Regions from separate parts of the Homo sapiens genome. Here region 2 is linked to region 1. Evidence: chromatin contacts called from ENCODE Hi-C data. All regions are on one chromosome and are shown on one strand. The core of a region is the stretch at or near the end of the contact, and the rest is flanking DNA. Distances in the headings are between cores, read along the strand shown. Region 1 has its middle 57 kb from the start of ERCC5. Region 2 overlaps NALF1 (NALCN channel auxiliary factor 1).

Region 1 (5,527 bases), core at 830-3,329:
TTTTGTGATAAATGGTATTAATGGAAAAAACATAGAAAAATATTGAATATCTTCTGCCAACCACGAACACTTTATCAAACCAGAAAATATTGCTTGGTGTTTCAAACAAAAGCACAAACAGAATAAGATTAAAATATGCCATTAAAAATATTTTAATAGCCGGGCATTATTTCATGAAGCTACAAATATAAGTATAAAATTTTTAAAGTGACTTATTTGGCAAATGCTAGATTTTGTAGTTTAGGTTTTGAAAGTTTCTATATTCTCATTGTCCATAGTCTGTAATGCCTATACTCTTTGTTTTAATTTTAAATTACCTCCACTGGATTTTTTTTTTTTTTATTTTTAGTGTCATGATTTAATTTGGGTGTTCTTATCTAGTGCCATGATTTAATTTGGGCTTCTTATCTACTTCTGTGTTTTATTTGTTAGTAGAGTATAAATCATAATGGCAAAGGTTGTCTCTTTGTCACAAACCATCATAAATAAGCCCAAAGGACAGGCCATAAAAATGTAAGAAATTCTTAGATTAAAAAACATGAGTAATGCTTCTACCTACCTGGCATGCAGAGGTAAAAGTACAGTTGGCAACTGGTAAATTATTAACACTTTTCTACCAAGGATTTCCTTATTCCTTAGTATCTCTGTGATTAATAGATAGTCAATTTAAGAATTAGAAGATGTAAAACATAATAAACACATTTTGTAATCACGTATTGGAAAGAAATTAAGGAAACATTTTGTGCAACATTCAAGGGGTCAGGGGAACAAAGTACTAGAACTCTTGGAAACAGATTTCATATTTTTTTAAGAAATAATTCAAGGAGGCTTAAAGGGAATTATAAGAATGCAACTATTAATTAATGCATAATAAATAGTTGAATAAAGAATAAGTAATGCAACTACCTTTTACTTTCCTTGAATTTTAGTTTTTCTTCTTTTGGAAGCCTCTAATGGTTGTCATTCATTCATTTATTTATTCAGTATTTACTGAAAACCCACAATGTGCCAAGCAGGGGCTGCAGACACAATAGTGAATAGACAGACAGAGCCAGTCCTCACGGAGGCCATGAGCCCAGTGCAGATGGGCAGAGGCAGAACTGGGGATGGCCTGGTAGGGGGAATACATGAAAACCAATCAGTGCTAGGTGTCCTGGCAGGGGGAGCTTAACCCACAACCAGGGCACAGTGAGGGCTTCTGAGGGAAGGTTTAGCTGGGTGAAGGAGATGGAGGTGAGGGCAGAGAGGAGAGACGGGACATGTCCTAGGCAGAAGGAAGTGTGTGTGCTAAGCTTTGGGGGCAAATAGGAGTGACTTGTTCTGATGACTCGCTGGAAAGACTGTAGCTTCTACGAACCTTTGCTGAAGTAATAACCATTATTAGTGGAATAGTCACTGCTTTCAGGACTGTTTTTAGAGATTTCCAGTATAGCATCTCACTGAATCATCCTGACAACCCTAGCGGCATTAACCCAATTTATATATGAAGATGTGGCTCCACAGAAATAAGCCTCCTCCCAGGTTACACATGGGTGGCAGTTGTTGGGATGGGAACCTCTGTCTCTACGGCACCAAAGCTTGTGCTGTTTACAGAGTATGGCCTTGTGTAAGTTTTCCACTCTGAGCCCTGCAAGGAAATCTCGAATTTTAATTTTATTCTAGCTAATTTGGAGCTATCCAGTTTCGTAAACCTTGTCTTCGTTTGCCACCTGAGCACAAATTAGCTTAAGTGGGCTACTCTTGAGATGAGCCTGCAGAAATGTACTCCTGTTCATAATATGTCTCCAAGAGTAGAATTTTATGAATCCACATACATACCCAGCAAAGACTTCACTAAGTTTTTCTTTGCAAGGAATATTGAGCACGTATTAGAGCGATTAATTTAAAGGTGTATGTTGATCTTAAAACACTAATGTGGGAAGCGAAAGACCGTATTATATAAAGGAGATGCTGAGGTGGAAGCAAATGCTGTTCTTTTGCTTGGGCAACGGCTCAGGAAGAATGAAATGAATGAAATGCGGGCTGCCCTCTGGTGACTTTTCAGCAGAGAAGGCCAAGGGGGTGGGGATGAACTTTAAAACCTCATCTGATCTGTTTGTGGCCATATTCTGTGAACGGTGCTGATGTTTATAGGTCTGTTACTAGGCGGGAACTCTCCCTGAATCAGCAGAGTTAAGCCATGGGGTGATGTGAGAACACCAGTTCTTGGAAACCACCTTTCAGCAATCTTTCAACGGGAGGGCCCGCATGGACTCAGGCAGCACAGCCTTCCAATGCCAAAGACCAGGCCGTAGGGACCTAGTGGGAGAATGGAAGGACACCGATATCTTTGGCAGCAAAGTGCTTGTCTAAGTGGAAATGGCCTTTGGTGCCTGTTAGCCTGAGGTTGGCCAGGCACCTCTGTCCCTGGAGGGCGATATTGCAGAGTAAGCTGCAAGCCCTGGCTGGAGGACTCCGACAGGTGACAGGATGTAAGCTGATGCAGGAGCAGGGTGGTAGGTGAGGGGTGGTGGTGGGGGGTGGCTCGGAGAGCTGCCACGATGTCAGAGTCTGTCCTGTGAGCACGAGGTGCAGAGGACGGTGCTGACTGCCACAGGAGAGCAGAGGCAAGGCAGCCACTGAATGTTCCAGAATGGAGAGGAGGGAAAACGTTGTGTTTAAAACTTCTTGTGGGAAATGGCTACCCGGCACAGGCACAACTTCAAAAGCAGGATGGTAGAAATGGAAACCCGAGGGAGAGACTCCAAGGTTATTGAGGAAAAGAATCACAAGATGTTTTTCTCTGATCGTCTCTTTATTGTCCTCGTTCCTGGTTGAATTTTGAGCTGACCAGCAGAGCCTGAAGTCTGCCGATTGTCGTCTCTACGAAGCAGATGACTGAATACGGAGTTTGATAAATGCAAGAAGTCAAAGCCAACATCTGAAGAAATTTCAGCTGGGATGCTGATGCAATCTCTCTTAGACGAAATGCTTGCTTTGCTTCTATTTCATGCTCCTACCAAGCAGGTGAAATTCTAAGGATTTAGATACCATTACCCTAGAGATCCCAGAATAAAATTCGAGTATGAAATTACAGATGATCGCCACTGGGAGGCCCCAGTGATCTGCAAAATGAACTTTTCCTTCTGGATAAATAAGTGAAAATAAAAGAAATGATTTAAGCAAGTGAATTGAATTATAAAAGATGATATGCAAATGCATCAAAAGCGGCAAGGGGTAAATACACAACAATGTAATGTGATAAACGTGTGGTGTTGTCTTCTTTAATTAGACATTGTTTAAATTCCGCCCCTTGCCTGCGCACTATGCACACGTTATAAAATACATTCTCCAAGTAGAGGAGAAATGGGGGCTGGTTTCTAGTTCTTTGAACGCCGTACAGGTGTTCGTTGGTGTGTGGTGAGGCGGAAGGGGTGACGAGGGAGGAGAGGGAAGAGGATGCCAGTGTAAGGGAATGAAGACAGGGAGCAAGCAGAGAGGACACTGGGGTGGGAAGAGAGGTTTTGCTTCTTACAGCCTAAGAGGAAATGTCTGATCGGACTTGTCAGATTTCCATTTCTTGTAATCTAGTGGTTCTCAAACCTGAGGGTGCATCTGAATCACCTGGAGGTTTTGTCAAAACACAGGTTGCTGAACCCCAACTCCAGAGTTTCTGATTCAGTGATTTGGAATGCGGCCCAAAGATTTGTGTTTCTAAGTTCCTGGTGATGCTGATGCTCCTGGTCTGGGAACCAGACTTTGAGACACACTGTGTGGCTGTACACTACGTCTCCATCTTCAGAGATCATCATTTGAGACTGGGGCACGTTGGTACGAAAGGGAGATGCTTCCACCTACCTGCTCCACTGTGTCCTCCACTCATTTCATCTGCTGTGTCTGATGATTCACATCTCTAAAATGCACCTCTTTCTGGAAAGAACACCTCCCCAAGAGGCCTTCTATGAACCACCTGGGCAAATTCCTCTAGGCTCCATCCTTCCCAAGTTCTTGCAAGATTGCATGATACAGGCTACCATTTTTGCATGCACTTAATATTCTTTATGTGCCACGTATGCCCATTTGAGTCTAACACTTTAAGCATAGTTATAGTCTATGAAGTGAAGACGAAGTGAGAAAAATTGTGCAGAGCTTATTTGACAGCCAGAGACTAAGGGGATATTTCTTAAAATTATAGTTTGGGGACTTTGAATATGAGACGTGTGTCAGCTATTAAAGAACAGAGAGTGACAGTGTTTAATTTTATTGCTACAGTGTGTAATAGCTCCAAATTCAGACAGGCTCTTAATTAAAAATGTGCTCCTAGTACCAGAGATTGGATTCCCAACCTTTATATGGTCTTCAGAGGTATGATTCTGATATACACGAACAGTGACAATGTTGAGTGTGGGATTTATGGGGTACAGAGGAGTTTGTAAGGGATGGGGGAGCATGGTGGGGGAAGCTCAGTCAGAGTTTTTGATTTCATCATTGTAGGGGTGTACCTGGGCATGCACCTTGTTTTCACCCACCTTCACCACTTGCCGGATAAGCTAGAAGATGATTGGCATTGGTGAGATTTTTTTTTTTTTTTTTTTTTGAGATGGGGTCTCACTCCTACAGCCTTGACCTCCCAGGTCAAGTGATCCTTCCACTTCAGTCACCCCAGTAGTTGGGACTACAGGTGCGTGCCACTACACCTGGCTATTTTTTTGTATTTTTTTTGTAGAGATGGACTTTCACTATGTTGCCCAGGCTGGTCTCGAACTCCTGGGTTCAGGCAATCCACCCACCTTGGCCTCCCAAAGTGCTGGGATTACAGACATGGTCCACTATACCCAGCCTTGCTCGGTGAGTTTTTCTTTTCTTTTTTTTTTTTTTTTTTGGTCACAAGTGAAATATTCTGGCAGCAGTGGGGTATAGTATTTTTTCTCTTCAAATTTGGGATGAATTCAGGGCATATTCTTCCATGAAACTGGCATCATAATACCTCCAACTAGATAATCTCCATTAAGTAATTTAAAAAACTGAAATTCATTATTATCATTGTAAAAAAAATTTTAAAATAAATTAAGAATTTTGACAGTGAAAGTGAAGGGAGGTGTTCATTCACTCTTTCCTACTATGAAGGGATGGTCATCACAGTGAAATATACCAGCCTGAAGCAGTGGTTCCCAACCTTGGCTCCCGAGTGGACCCTTGTGGGAAGCTTTATGGAAATTCTGTTTCTCTGGTTCTGCCTTAATCCGTTGAATTTAGAACCATCAGGAGTGGGGATGGGTGTATTTTGGTGCAGAAATCTGTGTTTTTAAAATGCTCTCCACAGGATTTTGTTGGCCATTTTTTTGGGAAATATTGGTGAGGTGAATTTGGCTAAATGCCAAGACTTTCTCTCTTTGGCTCTTCCTGTACTCTTCATGGCTTGTGATTTACTGAACCACTTATGAATTCAAGTTTTCTCATTGCACATAATTGCTAAGTAGAGAATTTTCCACATGAAAGACTCCAACTGTATTGAAACCAACCTCAGCTATGTCCTAGGAAACATTTC
Region 2 (5,527 bases), core at 849-3,348, 4.3 Mb after region 1:
GTAAATAAACAATAACAAGTCTGTAACCCATGACATCAGTCGCCAGTTGGCTGGAGGAGGTGACTTGATCTTGCCTGTTTTGGGTCTTTTGGATGTTGTGTCATGAGCACCACTTATCAATTCAAACATAAGCATGCACACTTTATTTCAATATTTCGAAAGTATGTAATATCAACTGCTGTAGTCCCGGTGACTTTAGTGCGGCCACAGGACCTGTTCCTACTCATTGGTGGCATCAGACGTAACTCTGAGGTTGAACCTTAAGGACCCTGGAGCTGCGGGGCCAGGGGGACCGAGTGAAAATGAACACTCATCCAGTGAAATTGCCTATTTACCACATCGGCAGACACGCCACTGCAATGAAGAGATGGCGACTGAGAACTATTTTGGCTTTTGTCTCCAGTTCTCAAAAACTGGCCTTTCCATGTGATCCCTTCCAAGGTCTATGATATGTGCATGTACGTTGATATCTATCTATCTATCTATCTATCATCTATCTATCTATCTATCTATCTATCTACCCATCCATAAGTTGATAAGTTGATAGATATCTCTCAATGTATAGGCACATATCATAGGCCTTGGAAGAGATCAGAAGGAAGTTTCTCTAGCTCTTCACAGTTCACAATGAAATGCTACATCTTAAAATTCCCTCTGGGGAGGCCCAGGTGGGCAGATCACGAGGTCAGGAGATCGAGACCAGCCTGGCTAACACGGCGAAATGCCATCTCTACTAAAAATACCAAAAAACCAGCCGGACGTGGTGGCGGGCGCCTGTAGTCCCAGCTACTCGGGAGGCTGAGGCAGGAGAATGGTGTGAACCCGCGAGGGGGAGCTTCCAGTGAGTCGAGATCGTGCCACTGCACTCCAGCCTGGGTGACAGAGCGAAATTCTGTCTCAAAAAAGGAAAAAAAGAAAGAAAAAAAAATGACCTCTATGAGAAGAATTTACTATGCAGCGAGCAACAGGTCCTATCTTGGGACAATTATTTCCCTTGTGATTGAAATTATTTTCATTTCCCTTGCAATGTTTGTTCCCGCGTACTTGAAGGTGGACTTCCTGGGGCTTTCTCAGCCCACTTACACACAAAAAAAGACTAAAACATGGCAAATGTCCCTAAGACAAGCCCAAAAAGACATCTCCCTCACTCCCTCAGGTAATGACATATTCCGTAAAGGAGGAGCTATTAGTGAAGGTTGCCATGAGCCTTACTTTCTGGCAGGAGTGAGTTTCGGTGGCGAGGTCGGCATTTTCAGACTCTCTATGCCTGGGTTCGTCACTCTTTTGACCCCATAAATTGGTTAATAAAGGTACAACATACCATATTTAGGACTGAACCAGTAGTGTCAGATGATAACATAATAACCGGAGAACCATCATCTTAAAATAGCATTCTAGAAGTTTTATTCCTAACTGAACTTTTTATTTTCAAGTTTTCTTCTTGGAGAATTTACACATTTATTCCATCAGTGCTGCTATGCCTAAATTAAATTCACTCTTTCTTTTTTTAATTTGGAATTAACTTTAAAACTAATTTTAAAGTTCTGCTTACAAATTGGTCTTCAGTTTTTAAACCTAAGGTATTTCTTACTTATTACCTACATTATCTGGAAATTTAGCTATTTTGATTGTATCTATATATAAATTGGATATTTGAATGATGTATAAATTATATAAATATATGTTGATATGGTATAGATATTATATATTATATATACAATCTATTATATATTATAAAATAGCTATAACACAAGGATAAGGTGATTTGGATTCATAATAATATTCACACAGACATTTTAGAAACTTTAGCTCTGTTCTTACCCTTTATACTAATTTATTTGTGTGTGTGTGTATTCATCCTAAGAATCTCACTAACCAATCTGACAAAATTAGCCATCTAAGCAAAAAATTTTCCTGAGAACAATGACCTAGACAGTCTTCTTTTCTTTATTTAACCAGAAAAATGTCTATGTTCCAAAGTGCTTGTAACATTCATTTTTAATGTGACGTGTGATGTTGAGAAATCAGGACATGTTTGTTGAACAATGAGATTTGCAATGCAAAGACAGCAGGCTGTGGGCGTGATCACCTTCCGTTAACCTACTGACTGACTTTTTCCAGCTGTACATAGCAAGGAAACAATGGCTTACACATGAATTTCAGGATGGGCTGGCTGGTCGTTTCCTGTTCCACTACAAATGCTGGACTAAGAGCCAGGAAATGTGGAGCTATTCTTGTTTCTGCAATTGCTTGTTTTGAGGGAGTGGTTAATCCTCAAGGCATCAAACTAGATGACTTCAGTAATTTTGGTTTGTCTAAGATTGACTGAATCTATAATTGCACAGGATAATTTCATTGTTCAAATTAGTCCAGTATCCAGAACAGCTACCAAGTGGGCATAAATTCTTACAAAGAATTCGCGAATTCTTCACATCTTCACAAAGATGTCTTACTTGCAGACAAGATAGGTAAATACTCTCATTGAATAAGATTTCACCTGTTCTGGGAAATCTCACTTGGCCATATTCTTCCTAAACTGACATTCCAGAATTCAAATCTTTCCTTTGGCTTCCCGCTTTGACAGCCACTGTGTGGTCAGTAGTTCTAAGTTCACTCAGTCACGTTGAATGCAGGGAAACCTTTGTCACGGGTGTGTGTTATCGCCTCCTGGCTGTAGAGGAGATCACTACATGCTTTGATTCAGCTTCCATCTAAGAAGAGACTCACCAGCTCAGCAGTGCAGGCGCTGGCACTGCCTCTCTGAGGGCAGTGCGCATAGTCTGGCTTGAGCAAAGGGTGACTTTCCTTCCAGAGGGTTCAGAGGGCCTGAAAATATTTGCCAGACACGGTGTCACTTCTGTGCAAGGTCAGCGAGTGACATCTTCCCTCAATGGCATCAAAAAGGACAGCCATCAGGTGCTGTGCTCCATCCCCGTGGTGCCCCCTGACATCGTGATGGGCCCTGACATGGCTCAGGCTGGGCCCTCAGTGGTTCCCTGGGGCAGCTGGCTCAGGACCCACCACTGAAGCACAGACACTTCTCAGGGCTGATTGAACTCCCGTCCCTGCAAGTGCTCCTGGCTTGGTTTTCTCCACTCTCCCTGGTCTGATGCATTTCATTTCTCCTCTTAGACCAGGCAAGGTGTAGCAATGAGAAGCAGAAGGATAACTTGAACTACGTTAGAATTTTCCCCAAAGGCTGTCGAGGTGAGCAAGCTCATGCAGGGCCTGCCCAGTTGTCAGCATGCCTGGAGGCAGAGGGGGGCAGAGGGAGGCAGAGCTCTCCCTGCTCTCCAACAAGTGTCACCCAGGTGAGCTGGAGGCAGAGAGGGGCGCCCACAAGCTCTCCCTGCTCTCCAGGTGAGCTGGAGGCAGAGAGGGGCGCCCACAAGCTCTCCCTGCTCTCCAGGTGAGCTGGAGGCAGAGAGGGGCGCCCACAAGCTCTCCCTGCTCTCCAACGAGCATCACCCAGGTGAGCTGGAGGCAGAGAGGGGCGCCCACAAGCTCTCCCTGCTCTCCAACAAGTGTCACCCAGGTGAGCTGGAGGCAGGTTGTCTTCCTCTCCCCACACAGACAAGCGTAAAACCTCATTCTCCTCTGCAGCTGCGCCTGCCGCTCCGCAAGCACCACCAGGCTGGACTACATGGGGTCCCATCTAGCTCGGGCCTCTGCTGTCAGCAGGCCTGGGCACTGTGTTCTGGCACTGGGCTCAGTACTCTTAGCCACTTGTGGAGGTGAGGCAATGAGACCTTACAGTGGGGGCGATTTTCCAAAATTCATAGCTACTGGCAGAATCCAGACATCCTAATTCCTCCTCTATTCCCTACATACATTCTCTTGCCAAAGGCAAACTTGACCTGCTGGGATCTTTATGAATATAGAATTCAGAAAAAGTAATCTTAAGTAGGAATGATCTGAACTCAAACCTAAAGATATTAACTGAAATAAACCTCAAAAAGTACAATGTTTTAATGGAAGAAGATGTCACGAACATATGAAGTTACTACATTTTACTTGGTTTTATAATCTACTCTCATTTTTTAAATTTTATTCTGGGCATACCATCTCCCTTCCCGTTTCTTTTTTGCCTTAAACTTTGACATATTTATTAAAATATTTTGTATGAGATTAAATGATGCTATAACTACACTGGTCTTTTTATTATTCTGTTTTCAGAGAAAAAAAAACCTGATTTTAAAAAATTAAATGAACATACGCATACGCAGGGGAAAATAAATAAATTGAAACGGCATAAATGTTCAAATTAAAATCTATAGAGGTATTTTTTTTTTCTACTGAAATTTTCCTCTAATGAGAACATCTTTTTTTTTTCTTTTATTATTATACTTTAAGTTTTAGGGTACATGTGCACATTGTGCAGGTTAGTTACATATGTATACATGTGCCACGCTGGTGGAGCTGCACCCACTAACTCGTCATCTAGCATTAGGTATATCTCCCAATGCTATCCCTCCCCCTTTCCCCCCACCCCACAACAGTCCCCAGAGTGTGATGTTCCCCTTCCTGTGTCCATGTGATCTCATTGTTCAATTCCCACCTATGAGAACATCTTTGTCTTTTAAAAATCTTTCTCAACTCACTGGTCATGTGAGGACTGGATTTTTGCAAATGTTTTTTCTTTTGCAGTTGTGAAGTCACTCACAAGTAAACCGTGAGATGCCAAACATTTAAAAAAAAAATCCTTCGAATGTGATCAATATGTAGATCAATGCATTTCCTCCCCTCAGGTTATTCCCTTCCGTTGCCTGCAGGCAGTGAACGTCCTTTCAGACTCTCTGCAGGCGCGCAGAGTCGCCACCAGGGGGCGCCCATCTCCCATTGCAGCCTCAACCGCCTGTCAAGTAAGGAACAACAGCAGCCCACAGTATTTTCCCCAGAGACAGAAACATAACCTTATTCCTGTCACAGCTCAAAAAGAAAGAAAAAGAAAAAAAATGGAATGCAGAATTTACATAGAATTCTTAAAATATGTTTTATCTCCATTGTCAGTAACCCCCAGCAGACCAACTTTTACTTTTATTCCTTCAATAATTTCCCTCTGTAAGAGAGCAGTAAATCATGGCTGGTCTATTTTATCTATCAATCAAATGATAATTTTCTTAATGTTTGTTACCATAGCACCCACAGCCTGTGCTCCTCTGCTGCCTCTGTTTTCTTCAGCTTGGTTCACTGTTAAAGGTAAGCAATCAAGGATTTCTCCAGGGGACTCTGGAATGAGGCGAGGGAGTGTGGAGAGGGAAGCCCACGTAATTACCACGATGACGGGTTGACATCGTAGAATCCAAAAACGACTTCCACCCCCTCACTTTAAAGATGAAGCAACTGAGTTTCTAAAATAGCACTGCATTATGCGAACTGAGCTTGCAAACCCAACAGAACCCACCTTGACAAATTTTAGCTCAATAATGCCTAACATTAAATGACATGTTTCACCCTGACAGCACCTCAGAATTTCTTTCCAATTAATTTTTAAAACATTTCTTTAGTCACGTGTCAGTTTTATTCT

Evidence for each region. Hi-C counts contacts between places; a loop is a spot of excess contacts on that map. Pooled maps may share reads with other maps.
Region 2: a pooled map shows a loop between it and region 1 (2.4-fold over the local background). The contact joins two enhancer-like sites. A Hi-C loop is called at or near these places in 3 of 168 maps with a recorded cell type or tissue (CD4-positive, alpha-beta T cell, CD8-positive, alpha-beta T cell and endothelial cell of umbilical vein) and 9 of 50 pooled maps.

Annotation. Positions count from the first base shown.
Region 1 is chr13:102,900,760-102,906,286 of GRCh38, forward strand. No RefSeq gene overlaps it. Among named protein-coding and RNA genes, the nearest start is that of ERCC5, 57 kb to the left of the region's middle. Within about 2 kb of position 2,080, at least 3 of the 41 ENCODE cell types and tissues checked have a DNase peak (open chromatin) inside an H3K27ac peak, as active enhancers do.
Region 2 is chr13:107,200,678-107,206,204 of GRCh38, forward strand. The region is part of intron 2 of NALF1 (NALCN channel auxiliary factor 1); the gene reads right to left. Among named protein-coding and RNA genes, the nearest start is that of SNORD31B, 120 kb to the right of the region's middle. Within about 2 kb of position 2,099, at least 3 of the 41 ENCODE cell types and tissues checked have a DNase peak (open chromatin) inside an H3K27ac peak, as active enhancers do.